Regions from separate parts of the Homo sapiens genome. Here region 1 is linked to region 2. The links are chromatin loops, found by intact Hi-C in ENCODE. Cell type or tissue: CD4-positive, alpha-beta T cell. All regions are shown on one strand. Each heading gives the region's core, and the rest is flanking DNA. Links, peaks and the distances in the headings are about the cores only.

Region 1 (10,304 bases), core at 755-8,754, 700 kb before region 2:
TGTCACCAACAATCCTGGGTGGTCTGTTGCTTGTAGATGCACCGCTTCAATCTCTGCCTCCGTCATCACGGGACATTCTCCCTAGATCTCTTCACATTGTCTTCCCTCTGTGTTGTGTGTATCTCTGTCTCTGTTTCCTGATCTTATAAGGACCCCAGTCATAGTGGAGTAGGGCCCACTCTAATTAAGTATGACCTCGTTTAAACTTGATTATATCTGCAAAGATCCTATTTCCAAATAAGGTCACCTTTACAGGTAGTTGGGGTTAAGAGTCAATATATCTTTTTGGGGGACACATTTAACCTACAAAAGGGCAGAAGGCAGGATAAGCAGAGACAGATTCTTAGACTGTAAATTCAGAGAGCTGAAGCCCCAGCTGCCTCATAGGCGGGCTGCAGAGGACACAACATTTACAGTGATTAGACTTGACCTTAATGCATCATTCGCTGGCCAACTTTATGTTTTCCAAACGGAGACAAGCCTTTTCTGGAACCCATTTCCCACTCAGCAGTTTGGACTGAGGAGTGACACATCTAGACCCTTCCAATCGATCAACCCTTTTCACTAGAAAGGTTTGGGGGATAATTCTAATGTGTATTCACTTGAGAAATGTTTCAGGCCAGGTGCAGTGGCTCACGCCTGTAATCCTAGCACTTTGGGAGGCCAAGGCTGGTGGATCACGAGGTCAGGAGTCCAAGACCAGCCTGGCCAAGATGGTGAAACCCCGTCTCTACTAAAAATACAAAAACTAGCCGGGCGTGGTGGCAGGTGCCTGTAATGCCAGCTACTCGGGAGGCTGAGGCAGAGAATTGCTTGAACCCAGGAGGCGGAGGTTGCAGTGAGCCGACATCGTGCCACTGCACTCCAGCCTGGGTGACAGAGCAAGACTCCGTCTCAGAAAAAAAAAAGAAAGAAAGAAATGTTTCAGAAAAAGCTAGTTTCTTACTCTTTGACACAGACATGTCCGTTTAGACTTTATCTTCTGAGCTGGCGGCTAAAGTTATTTTAGACTCTACAGTTAAATTGACCCAGAAATAATTCCTCCTTTGAAAGTTCCTTTGCAATGTTATTCACTCTGACTCTAACTTCAGGTTACATTGTGCTGTTCTTTGCTCTTTAATCTCACTCTGGCCTTTCACCAAAAGCAGTAAAATCCGACTTCTGTATTAAATGGTACTTGTATATAATATTATTTGGGTAAACCAGATGTCTAATAATTGCAATATATTTTCATATGATTGTTTGAAGAGTTTCATGGAAAAAGTGCAAGCCCCTCAAACTTCCCGAACTGTGTGAGCTGTTTACTGTTGAGAACTTTCCAGAGGAAAGTTGGAGGGAGCAGAAAGCTGAGGAGAAGGAGCTGGACTTTGGGCTTTGTTTGCCTGTACTCTCTCCACTGTTACCTTCAACCTACATTTCAGCTCCAGTCCATAGGAGTCATTTGCAACCATCTGTTTTCATCTCTTTGCTCCCAGGAGTGCGGAAAAAGGCAAGAGCAGGGAGGAGCTGAAGTTTTGCAGAGGTTAGGGAGAAGGTTGGCTTGACCTAAGTGGAGAGAGAGGAGGGCGGGTTTTTTTTGTTTTGTTTTGTTTTGTTTTTTTGTTTTTTTGAGACGGAGTTTTGCTTTTGTCGACCAGGCTGGAGTGCAATGGCATGATCTTGGCCCACTGCAACCTCTGCCTCCTGGGTTCAAGTGATTCTCCTGCCTCAGCCTCCTGAGTGGCTGGGATTACAGGTGCCCACCACCGCACCCAGCTAATTTTTGTATTTTTAGTAGAGACAGGGTTTCACCATGTTGGCCAGGCTAGTCTCAAACTCCTGGCCTCAAGGGATCCACCCGCCTCGGCCTCCCAAAGTGCTCGGATGACAGGCATGAGCCACCGTGCCCGGCTGAGAGCTGGGATTTGAACCACTGTCAGTTCCTGAACAGAGATTTAAGAGATTGATGAGCACTAGATGAAATCTTAATCCTCCGTCATTGCTGGTGCTTATGTAGACGTGGGAGAATAGGAGGATAACAGTATCCAAACAGGCTGATAGTATTTCAGGAGCTTCCATGGGTTGCTTGAGTCCTCAGGGCTAGGCATGGTGCTAACAGCTTTATGTGCATGCGGCACCTGCCGGCTGCCCTGCTTCTCTATCCTATGTGCGATGGGAATTCATTCTTTTACCTGGCCTGGGCTCTTCCATTTTGCTTTTCAAAAACCCACATTTACAATAGACTCTCATTTTTACAGTAAAGCGTACCATAGAATCACTTTACATTGCAAGTTCTCCCTCCTCCTATAGTGCAATTAATCTACTCTATTCAATTGGCAGAAAGTCTGTTTACAAAGAGCTCTGTGAGAGGACACTTGTCTTCAAAGCACGGAAACAGAAATAACAGAAAGACTCAGCTTCATTGATGGCCCACTTACCGCAGGCAATATTTAATGCAATATAATTAATTGTACTTCTAGAAAAGACTGGACTGAGGGCCTAGGAGCTTTTTATAACCGATTGAAAGACACCAGAGACTCTACCCCTAATGTCCAGCCAGAACCCGCCCCTAGCCCACAATACAGCCAGGCGCACTTTTTTTTTTTAAGCTATCCATTTAAAAAAAAAGATTTTCCAAGGCGAGCACATTATTTCCTTTGTTAGTTTGGATCAGAGTCTGATATCCCTAACAAGTCAAAGTTGTTCTTTTTAGCCCTTCCGACAATTTGAGTCTGTTCCTTTGAAGTTGTGCTCTCGGTGGAGATGGAAAAGAGACTCACCTTTCAGCGTATGGAAACTCTGTTCCATTCCTGTGAACTGTTAATGCGCACATTTAAATCATTGCTACTTTCTTCTCTGGTGTTAGTTTCTGACCTCTTGGTTATTTTCTGTTTTCCATTGGACTTTTCGGTTGCTCCCTGTTTCTTTTTAAAAGTAGCACCTCAGTCTGTTCACACTAGAAAATGTTTGGCTTATTTTGCATGTCCCTTTTCTCAAAGGATAAAGGGAACAACCGTTCCTACGAATTGCTGACATCTCTGTGGAGGCCAGCTGCTAAGTGAAGGAAAGCGTGGCCGTGACTTGCAGGAGATCAGAGGCCCCCAGGCTCCTTCAGGCCAACCGACATCCAGATGAGGGCTTCTTGCTTCTTTTAGATCCATGCTCTGAACCCAGATGATGGTCTTGGATGGCTGCTGTAGTCAGGACTCTAGCCAACCTAACCCATGTGCCTTATGTTAACTTACAGTATTAAGCAAACATTTGCTTGTTAATCTACAATCTTTTTTTTGTTGTTGAGATGGAGTCTCACTCTGTCACCCAGGCTGGAGTGCAGTGGCATCATCTCGGCCCACTGCAGCCTCTGCTTTGTGGGTTCAACCAATTCTCCTGCCTCAGCCCCCTGAGTGGCTGGGACTACAGGCACCTGCCACCATGCCCGACTAATTTTTGCATTTTTAGTAGAGACGGGGTTTCACCATGTTGGCCAGGCTGATCTCAAACTCCTGACCTCAAGTGGTCTGCCTGCCTCAGCCTCCCAAAGTGCCAGGATTACAGGTATAAGCCACTGTGCTTGGCCTAATCTGCAATCATTATTCCAAGTTCTTGCCACTACCCTTAAGCAGGTTCTATGTGAGTGGTCCTCCTGATCTGCAGTGGACTGCTGCTTTAACTTGGCTGAATAACAACTATTATACCACACCCTTGTGTCCTGCAATGCAGTTTAGACACATGAGAAAATAGTACGAACCTCAGCCCAGTTCAGTGGCTCATGCCTGTAGTCTCAACACTTTGGGAGACCAAGGTGGGAGGATCACTTGAGCCCAGGAGTTCGAGACCAGCCTGGCCAACATAATGAGACTCTATCTCTACTAAAAAAATAAAAAAAATAAAAAAATAATTGACCAGGCATGGTGGTGCATACCTGTGGTCCTAGCTACTCGGGAGGGAGGATAGGAGGTCCAGGCTGCAGTGAGCTGTGATCATGTCACTGCACTCCAGCCTGGGTGACAGAGCAAGACTCTGTCTCAAAAAGAAAAAAGAAAAAAAGCCGGGCATGGTGGCTCATGCTTGTAATCCCAGCACTTTGGGAGGCCAAGACAGGTGGGATCACCTGAGATCAGGAGTTCAAGACCAGCCTGGCCAACATGGTGAGACCCTGTCTCTACTAAAAATACAAAAATTAGCTGGGCATAGTGGTGGATGGCTGTAATCCCAGCTACTTGGGAGGCTGAGGCAGGAAGATTGCTTGAATCCGGGAGGCGGAGGTTGCGGTGAGCTGAGATTGCGCCATTGCACTCCAGCCTTGGTGACAGAGCGAGACTCCGTCACACACACACACACACACACACACACACACACACACACACACACACAAAAGAGGATATAGAACCAGCCCTGTAGATTTTGTGCCAGCTCTCAGGGGACTTCCTGCACCACTTGGACTATCATTCTTCCAGATCAGGTGTCCCCAGGGATCGTCTGCAGTGGTTACAAACAACACTTCACAAAATGTTAATAGCCACGAATCTATTTTAATGTGTATTAGAAAAAAATATGGCTGGGCATGGTGGCTCATACCTGTAATCTCAGCACTTTGGGAGGGCGAAGTGGGCAGATCACTTGAGCCCAGGAGTTCAAGACCAGCCTAGGTGACATGGCAAAATTCTGGCTCTACAAAAACACAAAAATTAGCCAGGTGTAGTGGCATACGCCTGTAGTCCCAGCTACTTGGGAGGCTGAGGTGGGAGGATGGCTTGAGCCTGGGGGGCAGAGGTTGCCATGAGCTGAGATAGTGCCACTGCACTCCAGCTTGGGCAACAGAGTGACACCCTGTCTCAAAAAGAAAAATTATAACATGCACATAAAACCTGAGACATGCATTTCTTTTCAAAAGTCATCAAAGTTAAAAAGTGAGTCCTATTTAGAGACTATTAACCAAGTAACTCTAGGAGGCAGTGTGTGACTACGGAGAACACCCTGAAGGCCTAAAACCCCTTATGGGGAGGCTCTGAAGGCCACCCCAAGCCCTTTCATTTTTCACTCCTCCATCTTCATTACTCCTTCTCTCTCCAAGTTCTTCATCTTCTGGGCCTGTTTCTCCTTCCCTTCCTCCCTCTAAGCTTCTCTGGTGGTGCCCTGGGTTTTAACAGGGAGAAGGAAAGAGGCTCACATTTAGTGATCATGAATTACTTGCTAGAAGGTCACAGATGTAAGGCAGATACTGTCTACTAGTGGGGCTTTGGGTGATTTCTCTGGAGTACTTTTTGAATTTGCATGTGTGAGTCACCTGAAGATCTGGTTAAAGTGCAGATTCTAGCCCAGATGGTCTGGAGTGGGGCTGAGATGTTTTCATTTCTAGCAATCTCCAAATGATGCTGCGGTGGTTGGTTCGTGGGCCACACTTGGAGTCACAAAGGTTGATCATGGAGCTCTATTTCTTTTTTCCTTTTTTCCTTTTTTTTTTTTTTTTTTTTTGAGATGCACTCTTGCTCTGTCGCCCAGGCTAGAGTGCAGTGGCGCAATCTCAGCTCACTGCAACCTCCCCGCCTCCCGAGTTCAAGAGATTCTCCTGTCTCAGCCTCCTGAGTAGCTGGGACTACAGGCGCATGCCACCACGCTCAGCTAATTTTTTGTAATTTTAGTAGAGGCGGGGTTTCACCATATTGGTCAGGCTGGTCTCGAACTCCTGACCTCAGGTGATCCACCCACGTCGGCCTCCCAAAGTGCTGAGATTACAGGCGTGAGGCACTGCGCTAGGCCATGGAGCTCTATTTCTTTAGAGAACTAAGAACAGAGAAATACATATTTTAGGAAGAGGATGAGTTCTGAAACCACCTCTATCATCTGCAGTGAAGCCAATTATTAAGAACACTTAAGAGTCTAGCATGTTTTGCTCTCTGGAAGAAATATAAGATGGTTCCTTTATACTGACCAAGGCAGTTTGTAATGAAAACTGTTGGCTCAACTTGTTGCTAGGGTACCGCTGGGGAACTGGCACACAGAAAATCTGTAACCTAATGTGATTGTGTGGGAACTAATGAGCTCTGAACATGACAGGCAGGGAGGGTTCTGCTTCCCTCCTTTGCTCAGGTGATGGGCTAACACCCATGTCCAATTAGGCAAACCTGGCATGTGTAGCCATTCGGGGCTGCTGCAGAGCTGTTTCTCTGGGTAGAGAAAATTGGATTGTTGAATTGTTCCAAATATATTGGTATGCTCCCGTCTCCCATCCATTTGGTTATGATAACCAGACCTGCAGACACGTTCTGAGGGTTAGAATAGCTCCAGCATTTAGAAAACAAGCCAGCCAAATACAAAAGGACCCAGATTGAGGTTATATGAAAATTGATGGACGTGATTCAGGACCTTGCTATTTTAAATGAAATGACCTTCACCTGAAGAGATCAGAGGGCGACGCTATTAAGAGGTGTTGCACTTTTACAGTATTCTTTCTGTTAGGGCAGAAAAACTTATGGAAGGAAAAAGGCAAAGTGAATCACCTTTTCTTAAGATTCAGCTGGAACCAGACACTTAGCAAAAGTGATGCTCTGCAGCTGACACAAGTAGCCACATGATTGTGGAATGATAGTGCTCCAAAATGTTCTTGGGGGCTGGATGTGGGGGCTCACACCTGTAATCCCAGCACTTTGGGAGGCCAAGGCAGGCACATCACTCGAGGTCAGGAGTTCGAGACCAGCCTGGCCAACATGGGGAAACTCCGTCTCTACTAAAAATACAAAAATTAGTCAGGTGTGGTGGCAGGTGCCTGTAATGCCAACTACTCGGGAGGCTGAGGCAGGAGGATTGCTTGAACCTGGGAGGCGGAGGTTGCAGTGAGCCGAGATTGCACCACTGCACTCCAGCCTGGGTGACAGAGGGAGGCTCTGTCTCAAAAAAACAAACAAACAAAAAAATTATTGGGTATTACTGAGCATGATGGTGTTTAATTTTGGGAGGGGATGGGGGTAGTTATTCCGGACTCCCTTCCCCTCGAATACACACATGCATAATCTTCCATATAATTTCCAGGGATTAATGGATTCCCTGGGAGATCCAGGGATTTCAGGTTAGAAACCTCTGATGTAATACATTTCCTCCTTTTCAGAGATGAGAAAATCAAGGCCCAGAAAGAAGGTGACTGACTATTGGTCTCAGCAACACTGACAGTGAACAAATCAAACAAGAAGGCAGGCACGGTGGCTGATGCCTGTAATCCTGTCATTTTGGGAGATGGAGGCGGGTGGATCACTTAAGCCCAGGAGTTCAAGACAAGCCTGGGGAACATGGCAAAGCCCTGTCTCTACAAAAAATACAAAAACTAGCCAGGTGTGGTGGCACGCATCTGTAGTCCCAGCTACTGGGAAGGCTGAGAGGTGGGAGGATCACTTGAGCCCTGGAGGTTGAGGCTGCAGTGAGCCATGATTGCACCACTGCCCTCCAGCCTGGGCGACAGAGTGAGACCTTGTCTCAAAAATATTTTAAAAATTAAACAAACAAGAGGGCTTAAGTGTCACAACCATCAATGGGGAAAGTGTCCGTGCATAATTTATTTCTGGAAGCCCTGAGAAGAACAAGCATCAACAGCTTTCTGAGAGACTTATAACTTTTAGCTGAGGGAATCTCAATATTTAACCAAATAACACTTGAAGAAAAGCAGAAATCATCGAGACAGCAGCTCCTGGGAACTAGGTTTTATGATGTGTTCTAAAGACATAAGCGAGAAGCCTGCTGTCACTTGTTAGCTGTGTGCTGAAGTGCAGTTTGGGGTGTCTTTAGGGCAGGTAATAAATTCCTTTCAGAGATTGAAATCACATACCAACGTGAATCTTCCACATCCCTGAAAACTACTTAGGCAAGATGCCTCACATGACACGGAACTCTCGATTTGGCAACACATGTTGGGGTTCAGCCCCCCACAATCCTGGCACAGTGTGGGTGCTCGCTAAATATTTATTTGGATAAAATGGGCTTTCCTTAACTTTACAGTTTTCTGGGGATAGAAGACTCAGGAAACATGAGAGAGCAGTATAAAATGTGTAAGTACACAGTGGAAGGCTGGGGTTCCTAGTGAGGATTTTAGAATCTCACAAACGAAAGCAGCCAGACACAAAAAAATACGTGCAATATGATTCCATGTACATGAAGAACAAATGTGGATCAAATTAACTTATGCCATTAGAAGCGAGAATATTGGTTACCTTTGGGGACCAGGGTTGGGGGTGAGTGTCTGGGAAAGAGAACTTCTAGGGTGCTATTAACCCTAGCCCTATTCTATTTCTTAATCGGGGGGCTGGGTGCCTCTATGGATTCACTTTGTGATAATTTATCAAATGGTTCTGTATGTGTGCTCTATTTTAATAAAAACATTTATTTAAAAATACACACACAATGAAAGATGTAGGCCAGTCCTTCCCAACCTTGAACGTGGGTACAGGTCACTTGGGATCTTACTAAAATGCAAAATTCAGGCCAGGTGCAATGGCTCATGCCTGTAAATCCAGCACTTTGGGGGGCTGAGGCAGGAGGGTCACTTGAGCCCAGGAGTTTGAGACCAGCCTGGGCAAGACAGGGGGATCCTGTCTCCTCTACAAAAAAATAAAAAATTAACTGGGCGTGGTGACACATGCCTGTAGTCCCAGCTACTCAGGAGGCTGAGGTGGGAGGATCGCTTGAGCTCCGTGGTTGGCGGGGTAGGTGTCAGAGCTACAGTGACCTATTACATAATATAATTGCGCCACTGCACTCCAGCCTGGGCAAGAGTGAGACCCTATCTCAAAAAAGAAAAAAAGAAAAAAAAAAGCAAGATTCAGATTCATTTGTCCTCTGGTATGGCATTTGATTCTGCATTTCTAGAAAGGATCTAGAGACCGGTATTGTCAGGATCCTTTTTTTAGGGAGATCCAGGGATCTGGTAAAAGTAGCCTAGGCCTATCCTGTTAACCTATTGGGCTGTTAACCGACAGGACAGCAGTTCCCAAGCCAGCCCGTGCTCTCGTGTGGGTCTGTGACGTTCACCTGCTCACAGCACCTTTGAAGGTGATTTTCCAACCGCTGGGTGGTGACCAGAGCCTGAAGTTGGGCTACCCCAGTGGGTAATCGACTGGTGACCAGCCCTTGAAGCCCACATTAGGGCCCTGGACTGCCTGCCCCATAGAAACCACTGGAGACCTGGAGGCTGTTACCCACAAATTGCATAATGAGGGCATGAGGAGCCTTGCTTCCCTCTCCATCCACAAGTGTGGGTGAAACTGGGTTTTCATCAATGACTGCTGCATAAATAAAGTGGCCATTCCAACTCCTCCTCACAGGGCTCTGGTGAGCCCTCGTAGGCTGAGGTGAATGGATCACAAGGTCAGGAGTTCAAGACCAGCCTGGCCAACATAGTGAAACCCTGTCTGTACTAAAAATACAAAAATTAGCCAGGTGAGGTGGCCTGCACCTGCAGTCCCAGTCCTGGAATGGTCTGAATATTTGTGTGCCCCACGAAATTCATATGTAAAAATCCTAACCCCCAGTGAGCTCCCTCACCAGTTCGGCCATGTGAGGACTCAGGGAGAAGATGGCAATCAGTGAGCCAGGAATCAATCAAGAAAACCATTATTTTGAGTGGGGGCTGGGTGTGGCGGCTCATGCCTGTAATTCCAGCACTTTGGGAGGCAGAGGCAGGTGGATCACTTGAGGTCAGGAGTTCGAGACCAGCCTGGCCAACATGGTGAAACCCCATCTCTACTAACAATACAAAATCAGCTGGGGTGAGCATCTGTAATCACAGCTACTCTGGAGGCTGAAGCAGGAGAATCGCTTGAACCTGGTTGGCGGAGGTTGTAGTGAGCTGAGATCATGCTACTGCACTCCAGTCTGGGCAACAGAACGAGACTTCATCAAAATAAAAAGAACAACAACAACAAAAAAGAAAACCATTATTTTGAGGAGGGGGAAAAGAAGCAAGTCATATACAACATGATTCCTTTCACAGAAACAGTAAAAGCAAGCTGGGTGTGGTAGTGCATGCCTGTAGTCCTAGCTGCTCAGGAGGCTGAGTGGGAGAACTGCTTGAGCCCAGGAGTTCAAGGCTACAGTGAGCTATGATTATGCTGATGGGCAGCCACTGGGAAACATAGCAAGACCCCATCTCTAAAAAAAACAACATGGCCGGGTGCGGTGGCTCACACCTGTAATCCCAGCCCTTTAGGAGGCCGAGGTGGGTGGATCGCCTGAGGTCAGAAGTTCAAGACCAGCCTGGCCAACTTGGCGAAACCCCGTCTCTAGTAAAAATACAAAATTAGGTGTGCATAGTGGTGCATGCCTGTAATCCCAGCTACTCA
Region 2 (10,304 bases), core at 1,171-9,170:
TCCAGCATTTTCACTGACAGATCCCCTGATCCTTAAATGTCATATCTGTAGTTATTTTCTCTTGGACTAGTCATTTCCCCTAGAGAGAATTGTCTAGCCTCCTGCTTTGGGGCGGGGAGTGGAGGGTGGTATAAGCATGTACACCAAGGATCTGGGAACTAAGGGGAAATGAAGACCTGATCTTAGATTCCTTCAGTCTGTTAATTCACTTAGTAATTGTCCATCAGTTTTTCAGCTTCTAAAATTTTATTCATGGTGATTGCCTCTCTCCTACTCTCTTTGCCCTTATGAATCTGTATTTTTTATTCCTTTACTATCATTTTAGTTGAGTGTAAAGAAGGCAATAAATGTATATGTTTAATTTACCATATTTCAGGGCAAGTTATTAATATTATTAACCTCTCTGTGTCTCAATTTATTAATCTTAGAAATGGAAGAAAATAACAGTCCCTACCTCACAGAACTGGTATTAAGAAGTCAGAAAAAAGAAGTAGTCAGAAACTCATTTATGACTTAACTCTGTGTTTGGCACACAATATCCATTAAGAAATGTTCACTTCATTCTTGTTAGTAGTAATAAATTATAAAAATGTCTGATGAAGCGTTGTCACAAATGAGCCAAGCATATCAATCAGTGAAATAAGTCAAAAATAGTCTTTCTACCCTATCTCTTTGAGGTAAAATGTTAATATCCATTTCAGGGAAATAGAAGAAAAATGATAACCTTAGCTTGATATCAAGATTTATTTTTTAAATGACATTAGTTAAAACTAATGCTTTTCATGAGCTCTGAAATGAGTTCCAATTGGCTAAGTCAGTAGAAACCTTACTGCAAACGAAATTGTTATTTATTTAATATTTGGAATTTGCAACTGTTTTAATCAATTAAATTATGTTTCCGCTTTCTGTGAGTTAAGTAAACCTGAAATACAATTAACTGTAGTTAATAGCGTTGGTAGAGTTGCTTCTTTCATTTTATCAACAGATATTAAGCACTCATGGTATGCGCATGGTCCCTGAGCTTCTGCCTATATCAAAAGCAAACAAACAGTATCAAAAACATCTAAGAGATTGCACTGGGCCTCAGGTGCAACATGAAAATAACGGAACAGGTGAACTGGTCCACTCAGCTCTCAAATGTGATTCTCTCATTTTTATAAGCGTCAATGTTTTTTAGGCCCTGACTCAAATCTGTAATCCATTTCCAGAATTGCGTATTTGTACCTATAAAACACCCACACTGAGCACATGCACAGTTTGTGAAGCACTGCATTCGATAAATTACCCAATGTTAGTCACATCCACTCTGATAGAAAGAGAGATGGCTAAGATATCAAACCTTTAAATATTTGATCTGTCCAAAAGGTATTTTACCTTAGTGACTATGCTTTAAGTGTCCAACTTTAGGCAGTGGTATTCAGTCTGAATCATCTAATGACCAAAGACAAGCAGAATAGTGATCATGGATTAAAAGAGCTTAAAACACAACATACACACACACACACACACACACACACACCAGTGAATCTATCAAGGAAGAATCACAAACGTTCATTTTAGATTTCTTAGAAAAATTAGGTTCAAGCAGTGACTTCCGCCTCTCTCTCATTTTTGCTTTGAGAAATCAAAGTAATTCTCAATTAAGCTATAGTCACAGCTAAGAATTTTACTTCATACTTGCTTGCTCTCAGATGTAGGTTCCAGATATTTGGTGATCTTAGAATTGTGTAAACTTAGATTCAGAAGATAACACAAGCTGGAACCTAGATTCTAATTGATAAATCAAAGGTAAAATGTTAAATAAAGGATACTAGGCAGAAAGCTTCTTGAGGGCCAGCGGTCACCCTCATCTAGCTCAACTCAACTACCCTAATCCCCTGTACATAGTTGTGGGACAGAACAAGTAAATAAATAAACTTTCAGAAACTTCAAGCATTGCTCATTAGAGCAAATTTATAAAGAAATCATTCTTCAACATGAATGAATCCCTTCCATACAGCTGTGTCCCTGTACTTAATTATCTTCTACTTAGTTCATATATGTTCTTTTTTTTTTTTTTTTTTTTTTTTTTGAGACGGAGTCTCGCTCTGTCGCCCAGGCTGGAGTGCAGTGGCGCCATCTCGGCTCACTTCTTCAAGCTCCACCTCCCAGGTTCATGCCATTCTCCTGCCTTAGCCTCCCAAGTAGCTGGGACTACAGGTGCCCGCTACCACGCCCAGCTAATTTTTTGTATTTTTAGTAGAGATGGGGTTTCACTGTGTTAGCCAGGATGGTCTGGATCTCCTGACCTCGTGATCCGCTCTCCTCAGCCTCCCAAAGTGCTAGGATTACAGGCGTGAGCCACTGCACCCGGCCTGTATGTTCATTGTTTATCTCCCCTTACTTTAGTTTTTGAGGCCAGAGACCAGGCCCTCACTCTCACACCCATGAGAATGTCTAGCACAACCCCAGGCACAGAATAAGTGTGGGTTCATGCAAATCAATTATGTGATTAGCAAACATGGTCATTGCACATGTCCTGTGTTCTACAGCAGGCTTGGCCAAGTGGGACCCAGCAGATCCTGCTTCCCCCAGCATGGCAGCAACTGACTGGAGTGGCCACCCACACATCAGTGCAGCATGCCACCGTGATTCCCGAGACCATGGCAGGCACCCAGCAGCTGGCGGACTGGAGGTAAGCAGGAAACCCCTCTAGGGTGAGTGGGTGTGTCTGGGATGGGAGGCACGTCCACTGCCAACACAGGGCTGCCAGGCTGGCCTGTACTTCAATTCCCCGGTTTGTAGAGAGCTTTTTAAAGCTTCTAAAAATATTGTGTGGACTATGAGTGCAGGGTAACAAGAAGCAATTTTTAAATAATATACCAGGATACAAGAAAATCAGTTTCATTAATTTATGCTTGGTTGTCATTTCCACCCAGAATTCAGTTATGTCATTTACTCATCAGTGTAATTCACCAGACTTGGTTCTGGATGATGTTTGGTAGTTTCTCAGAATTAAATTCTACGTTCAGAAAACAAAGGTCTGTCACCAGTGAAAGAATGCAGAAGAGGGTCCCCAAAGCCCTAAGCAATTCTAGAAAGTGTTCTGAAGATGTTTGAGACGGGGGTACTCTGGAGTCTATCTGACCTCCCACGGGATGGCTTGACAGAATGGGGTTTATTTGGAAGGGTAAATGCTGGCATGTTTGCTGAGTGTGCCTCTTCAGTTAATAGTCATATCTTACAGATCAGAGTCTACTTCCCACACACCCCAGAGGCGTCCACCTGACTGCCTGCCAGCACAGCATACCCCCTGCATCTGTTTCCAGAACTCTACCCTGCCCAACTCATGATTTCCTCACAGATGCGCTCCTCTGTTATTTTTATGGCTAGATACCCTTGTACCTTCCCCCGAACACCACCACAATGGCCCCTTCACCAGTGCAGAGCCAGATGGCAACCCTCCAAGTTGTCCCCAACTCCTCATGGCCCTATTGGGCTATCTCTCATTCTGCACGAATATCAGGACAGGTCACTCCCCTCAACCCCCTGACAGCCTCCATATCACACAGGGAACCTCCCACAGTTCTTATTCTGACCTACAAGGCTATTGTGAATTAAGATCTCTCCGAGAAAAGAAGAAAGGTGGTGATATAAGCCCCCAGTCAGACCCCTACTGCAGCTTCCTCCATTCCTCCAGTTCATTTTCTGCCCAGTACAGAGTACCTGGGCCCTTCCCCACAGTCCCACTCACTTCCCTTCTGGCAACGCCCTCATGCCACCACTCCAGCCTGGGCAACAGAGTGAGACTCCATCTCAAACCATGTAGAGCTGAGTTCAATCCTGGCTCTGCATGACCTGGGGCAAGTTAACCTTTATGCACCTCAGTTTCTTCTTCAATAAAGTGGGGATAGTAATGCCTGCTTCACAGGATTGTTGGGAGGTTTAAAGTAAGATAAAATACAAAGCACTTGGCCTATATTTAACATGCACCATCGCAGTGCCCGGTACATGACAGGCATTAAATAAACCTGTCATCTTCCCTCCCCACTATCACATCGGCCCATGCTCAGCAAGATTGCCTTTCCTCCTCCAGCTCCTTAGGAGCAGCCGAGTGGAAAGCTGTCTGACCAACTGGGTTTTTTTTTTTCCCTCGCCCCTTTTTCTCCTAAAAGACCACACACATGACATATTCCTTTTTTTCCCTTTTGTCTTTCAGCATTTATAGCTCATCTAATTTCAGAAATACACATACACTTACTAATTCCTACATATTTTCTTATTCCTCCTCCCTCCTTCCTTTCGTTTTGACATCTCTTACCTAGTGACCACAGGAGACATCTAAAGCCAGCATACTCTCTTCCTGGTCTCTCTCCATTTCATGTGTGAGCCAAAGAACATCTATTATTGTGGCTAACAAACAGAAGTACCAGTGCTAGGCCTGACTCAAAAGAGAAAGAGTGCCACCTGTCTACAGGAGAAAGAGCTACAACAAAATAAAGAAGCCATAATATCAGTTTCTTGGTCGGATGCAGTGGCTCACGTCTGTAATCCCAGCACTTTGGGAAGCCAAGGCAGGCAGATCACCTGAGGTCAGGAGTTTGAGACCAGCCTGGTCAGCATGGCGAAACCCCGCCTCTACTAAAAATACAAAAATTAGCTGGGCGTGGCAGTGCACGCCTGTAATCCCAGCTACTCGGGAGGCTGAGGCAGGAGAATCGCTTGAACCCAGGAGGCAGAGGTTGCAGTGAGCCGAGATCGCACCACTGCACTCCAGCCTGGGCAACAGACTGAGACTCCATCTCAAAAAAAAAAAAAAAAAAAAAGAAGCCATAATATGAGTTTCTAAAGTCCATGTAAATGCCCAAAAGGCGCTATCAAAATCCCTACAAAAGTGTTCATCTACTTCTTTTTTCCTGTTCATCCTTTTCCCCATGTTGCAACAATAGGTTCTTATAATTTTCTAAAATTCAAATGAATTATCCTTTAGCTTTGAATTTTATTATGTGTTAAATGAGCTCTTATGGGCCAATCTCTGAGTCAGTCACCACCTTTAACATTTCTGTGGGAAAACAAGGCTTTAAGCTTCATACAACCCAAATTATAAGAATTGTGAAACATAACCCGTTTTTAGGATGAGGGCTGCCAGTATTTCTATCATGACTGTTATTAATTTTGATTTAATACCAACTTTATACTTGTCTAGTCAACCTTCAGTTAATCTAATTATTCATTCAGCAAGCGTGTAATTAATTGATCAGCTGCTATATGCCTGAGCATTGTTCCAGCCACTGAGGGAATTCAAAAGAACATTAACACTTCCTAACACCAGAAGCATATGGCTCCCAGGCTTCAAAGTTTGTTTTTCACGTAAAGTATAATTTCTTCTTTAATAAAATGGTATTGCTAAGATATCCTGCCTACGTCACAGAGTGGAATAAAATAACCCATTGAAGACACTGTGTAAATTCCGCTTTTTCTTCATTTAAAAATTTTTTTTATAAAATTAAGGTGAAACTTTTTTTTTTTTTTTGAGACAGTGTCTCGCTCTGTCACCCAGGCTGGAGTGCAGTGGCACAATCTCGGCTCATGCAACCTCTGCCTCCCAGGCTTAAGTGATCCTGCCACCTCAGCCTCCCGAGTAGCTGGGCCCATAGGTGCACCCCACCATGCCCAGCTAATTTTTTGTATTTCTGGTAGAAAGGGGGTTTTGCCATGTTGCCCAGGCTGGTCTCAAACTCTTGAGCTCAAGCCGTCTGCCCTCCTCGGTCTCCCAGAGTGCTGGGATTACAGGTGTGAGCCACCATACCTGGCCTGTAAATTCTAAAATAGAATATTGTTCAGGATAAACACCTAGGTGCTCAGGGACTTTAAAAGTTGGAGGGAATATTTATCTCCAGTCCCTAGAACTTAAAAACTTGGAGCCGGTGTACTTGGCATTCTTCCCACTTGAAAGTCCTCTTTCTCACTCACAGCCAGTTATGTTTCACCTACTCCTTATGAGTAGAAGAAACCCACCCGTTGAGCACACATGGCCAGGCTCATCCCTTCAGCAGCTGCACAGCTAGTGAGATAACCAACTGCAGTCAGCGTTTAATTGGGGAGGAAGCTTGATCTTATAGAGGAGCTCTACTTTTAGAACACCTCTAAGGCACCTTGTTGTCCCGGTTGCCTTTCAGAAATACGCATGCTCACGGAAGCCATTATAATCCCATCATGCAGCAGCCTGCACTATTGACCGGTCATGTGACCCTTCCAGCAGCACAGCCCTTAAATGTGGGTGTGGCCCACGTGATGCGGCAGCAGCCAACCAGCACCACCTCCTCCCGGAAGAGTAAGCAGCACCAGTCATCTGTGAGGTAGGTGGTGAGAGCCACCCTAGGGAAGAGAAATCCCAGGGGATGTGAGTGCTAAAGAAATGTAGTTTAGGGAGTATCAGCACCCACTCTGAACATGGGACAGTTGCATGGGATGGGGGCACTCCTCTTCCTGCAGTGACTAGCAAAACATCCTGTACCACCTGGTTTGGCCTAGGGTTTGCAGGAAGCACTTGGTTTAAGACCGTGGTAATAGTGTAGGGATGGATGCAATGGAATCTTGCAGTGGGCAAGAGAGATTGGGCTCAACTCCATACAGCGTGGGCGAGTGAAAATTTATAGCCAAGGCAGGGTTGGGGGGTGTCGGTGGATGGGAAGTTACTAAGAGGAAGCATCAGGGGTAAGGGAGATTCTGCCTAAACTGACCTAACAGGATTCTTGCTAATGACAGGCCCGGGTGATCAGATATCACACCTGGAGGATGAGGAACCTCATCAGATATCGAGGGTGATCAGATATCAGGGATGGTGGGTTCTTGCTAAACTGACTTAGCAAGGTTTTTTGCCAAAAGTAGATTGTACAGCAGAGTGCACAGTTAGACCTAGGAGAAGGTTCACAAGCCTGACTAAAGTTTGGTGAAGCAAATTATCTTTTGTCACTTTCTACTTGTCTGGAGAACACTCAGCTTCACCTGAAGTTTCATTTTGGAAACAATTTACCATAATAATTGTTTTAAAATATTTTAAAATGTTGAAGTTGTTTAAAAATGTTTTAAAAAATACTAAAGAAATGTGCTTTCTTTGTATCTAAGATCAGAAGTTTAACTGATTTAGCACCTTGCTTAAATAGAAGCAATAGCTTGTTTAATCCCAGACACTAACCAGCAGAACACAAATCTTTCCCATTCCCTTTAAATCCATTCTCATCTCAATGAACACTTTGAAAAAATCAAGGTCAACAAAAGGCTGCATGCTGTATGATTCCATCTATATGGCATTTCGGAAAAGGCAAAACATAGAGACAGAGATCCGATTAGGGCTTGCCAGAGACCAGTAGGAGAGGAGGAGATTGACTGCGAAGAATCCTGAGGGGAAAAGCTCTAAGTCTGGATTGTAGGGGGGGTTATGACTGTGCATTTGTCAAAACTCATCAAACACTTCAAAGGGAGAAATGTTGCTATATGTCAGTTATACCTTAATAAACCTGACTTTTTAAAAAATGGAGATTTCCAAGCCAGAGAGAGAGAGAGAGATCGTGTGACTACAGGATTGCTCCTGCATCTCTTCCTAATGGCACAGCTTTGAGGTGCTTAATTGCTTATTTGCGATAAGTCAATCAAGAGAAATCTGGTATACAAAATGTCTAGTGATTTTGGTTTTCTGCTTCCTCATATAAGCAGATACCAGAAACTAGGCCTTTTTCTTTTCATTCTTATTCAAAAATTCATCCAAGGGCTGAAGTTGTCATCCTCCAAGATTCCTTATTTGGGTATTTCTGACAACTCAGGGAAATTTATCTCAGATCATTGGCAGCTTTCCAGAACGCTTTTGTTTGGCAGCCTTGTGACAGCTCACCCATGTCATTATTAGACTGGGTGGCAACAAAGTCCACTGTCTCAATCCTCATGGGCTGTCATGCCCAGCAAGGTCACATGGAGCACTACTCTGTCCCAGGACTGAGCTTAGCATCTTTGTGGTTCACCTTGGCTGAGTAGGGGCAGTAAGAACCCTTAGCCTCCCAACCTGTTTAGCAAGTCCCTCCTTTTTGTTTACTCACCACCCAGCTGACTTCATGAAGCCTCATTGCCAGTACATTTCAAGATCGATATAATTATAGTGAAAGGTATGTATTTGCTTATTTTTAAGACCAATGCCTTAGCAAAACAGTCTGAAAGACCAGAAGTCTCTCCCTTGTTGGTGATGTGGCCAGGCATACTTTTCCTTAACAATGCCAAGTGGAGATACTAAAACCATTGGTAGTGAAAAACATAATCTTAAAATTGTAATGTATTAGCAACGACAAATACATAGGTTTATAGTAAGTACAAACAATGGTACAATCATATCAGTGAAACATATTACCAGTCCCTAGAAGGAGCAAGCAATGTATCTGGCACTAGCTAGATAGGAAAATAAATCCACCTTTATTGAATTATTTTCATTTTACTGCCATCCCTTTAGCTAGAAGGTGCTAGAATCTCTAAAGACATATAAAAGTCTGAGTTTCATTATACATTGCTGTTAGTCTCTCACTGCATAGATACTACAGGTTGAGCATCCCTAATCCAGAACTCCAAAATTGTCCCAAATTCGGAACTTTTTGAGGATTGACATGATGCCGTAAGTGGAAAATTCCACACCTGACATGTGGTCTCAGTCAAAACTTTGTTTCATCCAGAAAATTATTATAAAATAATGTATAAAATGACCTCAGGCTATGTGTATAAGGTGTATATGAAACAAAAGAATTTTGTGTTTAGACTTGGGTTTCATCCCCAATATATCTCATTATGTATATGCAAATATTCCAAAATCTGAAAACAAAAATCCGAAACACTTCTGGACCAAGCATTTCAGGTAAAAGATGTTCACCCTGTGCCAGAGTCAGTGAGGATCTAATAGGGAGGGGAGAAAGTATTTTTCCCCTAAAGTTACCAAAAATCACACTGGTTAATTTAGTAAGGAATTTCAAGTTGATCAAAATTAAGATTAAAAGTTCTCTTTTTAAGAGTGCTTTTTCAAAACTCTTGCACTTTTCCAAATTTTCTATTACAATTTAGACTAATGCGCCTCCCATGAGGCTCCACGAGGCAAAATCCAGAAAAATCATTTTTAAGGTTTTTAGCAATTATATGCACACAAATACTTTGATGGTCATGTTCTTTTTCCAGAGGAGGAAAGAAGGAAAACTGAACCACTGGTCACCAAGGTTAGGTCCTTTAGATCCTGAAACTCTTAAGGAATGAATGTTTCAGTAGAATAACCATTAGCAAGGAAACCAAAGCTTGATGTGGCAAACACCAATTCTTCCACCACCCCCAAAACAAGACTTAAGTACCTTTGAAGGGATGACACAAGACAGAGCTCAGAAGTAGGGCCTTGACCCTGAAGGCGAGGGGGTGTGTTGGGGCAAACACAGCTGGAATCCTGGCATGACATCTGCTCCTACAAGACCTGTAGAGCCTGGGGCACAAGAGCCCCCTCCCTGCTCCGAAAGCCCTGGCTGCTCCCTTTGTCCTGCTGGGAGCAGGCATGTAGATCCAAACCAGAGCCCAGAGAAGGCCTGTGTAGCCGCTCACTGAATGATCCCTTTCCCAGTCACAGATGGAGGCTCATTGGGCAGCCACTGACGTGTTTTACAGAGATTTGGCAAAGCAGGTGTTTCTAGGCAATTGGGCTCCTTCGAAGGAGTTGTGGGGCCTGACCTTCCTCTGTGTGAGAGTGTGGTTTTCTCATTACAGAAATGTCTCCACCTGTGAGGTGTCCTCCTCTCAGGCCATCAGCTCCCCACAGCGATCCAAGCGTGTCAAGGAGAACACACCTCCCCGCTGTGCCATGGTGCACAGTAGCCCGGCCTGCAGCACCTCGGTCACCTGTGGGTGGGGCGACGTGGCCTCCAGCACCACCCGGGAACGGCAGCGGCAGACAATTGTCATTCCCGACACTCCCAGCCCCACGGTCAGCGTCATCACCATCAGCAGTGACACGGACGAGGAGGAGGAACAGAAACACGCCCCCACCAGGTGAGGCAGTGCCACCTTAGCCTTCCAGGAAGGAGCCGGGAGGGTTTGCATTGTGTGCAGATCTGACCATCTTCCATCATCAAACATAAGGATCCCTCTCTTCTGACCCTTACAGTTTGGTTTTGCCATCTACTGTGGTCCTAAAGTTATTTCAAGGGAATGTCAAACAGGTTTTCCATAATTGTTTAAAACCAAAATAATGTCGAATCATGTTGGTCTTAAAAGATAATTATAGGCCCTATACATTTGGGGAACTTGAGACCATA

What was found. Hi-C counts contacts between places; a loop is a spot of excess contacts. Peaks named below come from ENCODE experiments on the same cell type or tissue, not always from the same donor. Only the 100,000 strongest peaks of a DNase experiment are listed, where the experiment ranks them.
Region 1: it touches region 2 in a loop (3-fold over the local background); 3 of 110 quality-filtered maps call a loop at or near these places.

The regions. Positions count from the first base shown.
Region 1 is chr7:140,299,338-140,309,641 of GRCh38, reverse strand. It overlaps LOC124901758 (a long non-coding RNA gene), which reads left to right. Exons shown (of 2, transcript XR_007060560.1): 2 at 7,085-8,359. Among named protein-coding and RNA genes, the nearest start is that of SLC37A3, 94 kb to the left of the region's middle. In CD4-positive, alpha-beta T cell, for the core only: a CTCF peak has its summit at 4,937; DNase peaks (open chromatin) are centred at 4,391 and 4,961.
Region 2 is chr7:139,596,451-139,606,754 of GRCh38, reverse strand. It overlaps HIPK2 (homeodomain interacting protein kinase 2), which reads left to right. Exons shown (of 15, transcript NM_022740.5): 10 at 2,532-2,674; 11 at 6,159-6,338; 12 at 9,757-10,038. The region is part of intron 2 of LOC105375530 (a long non-coding RNA gene); the gene reads right to left. Among named protein-coding and RNA genes, the nearest start is that of CLEC2L, 78 kb to the right of the region's middle. In CD4-positive, alpha-beta T cell, for the core only: a CTCF peak has its summit at 4,439; a DNase peak (open chromatin) is centred at 4,404.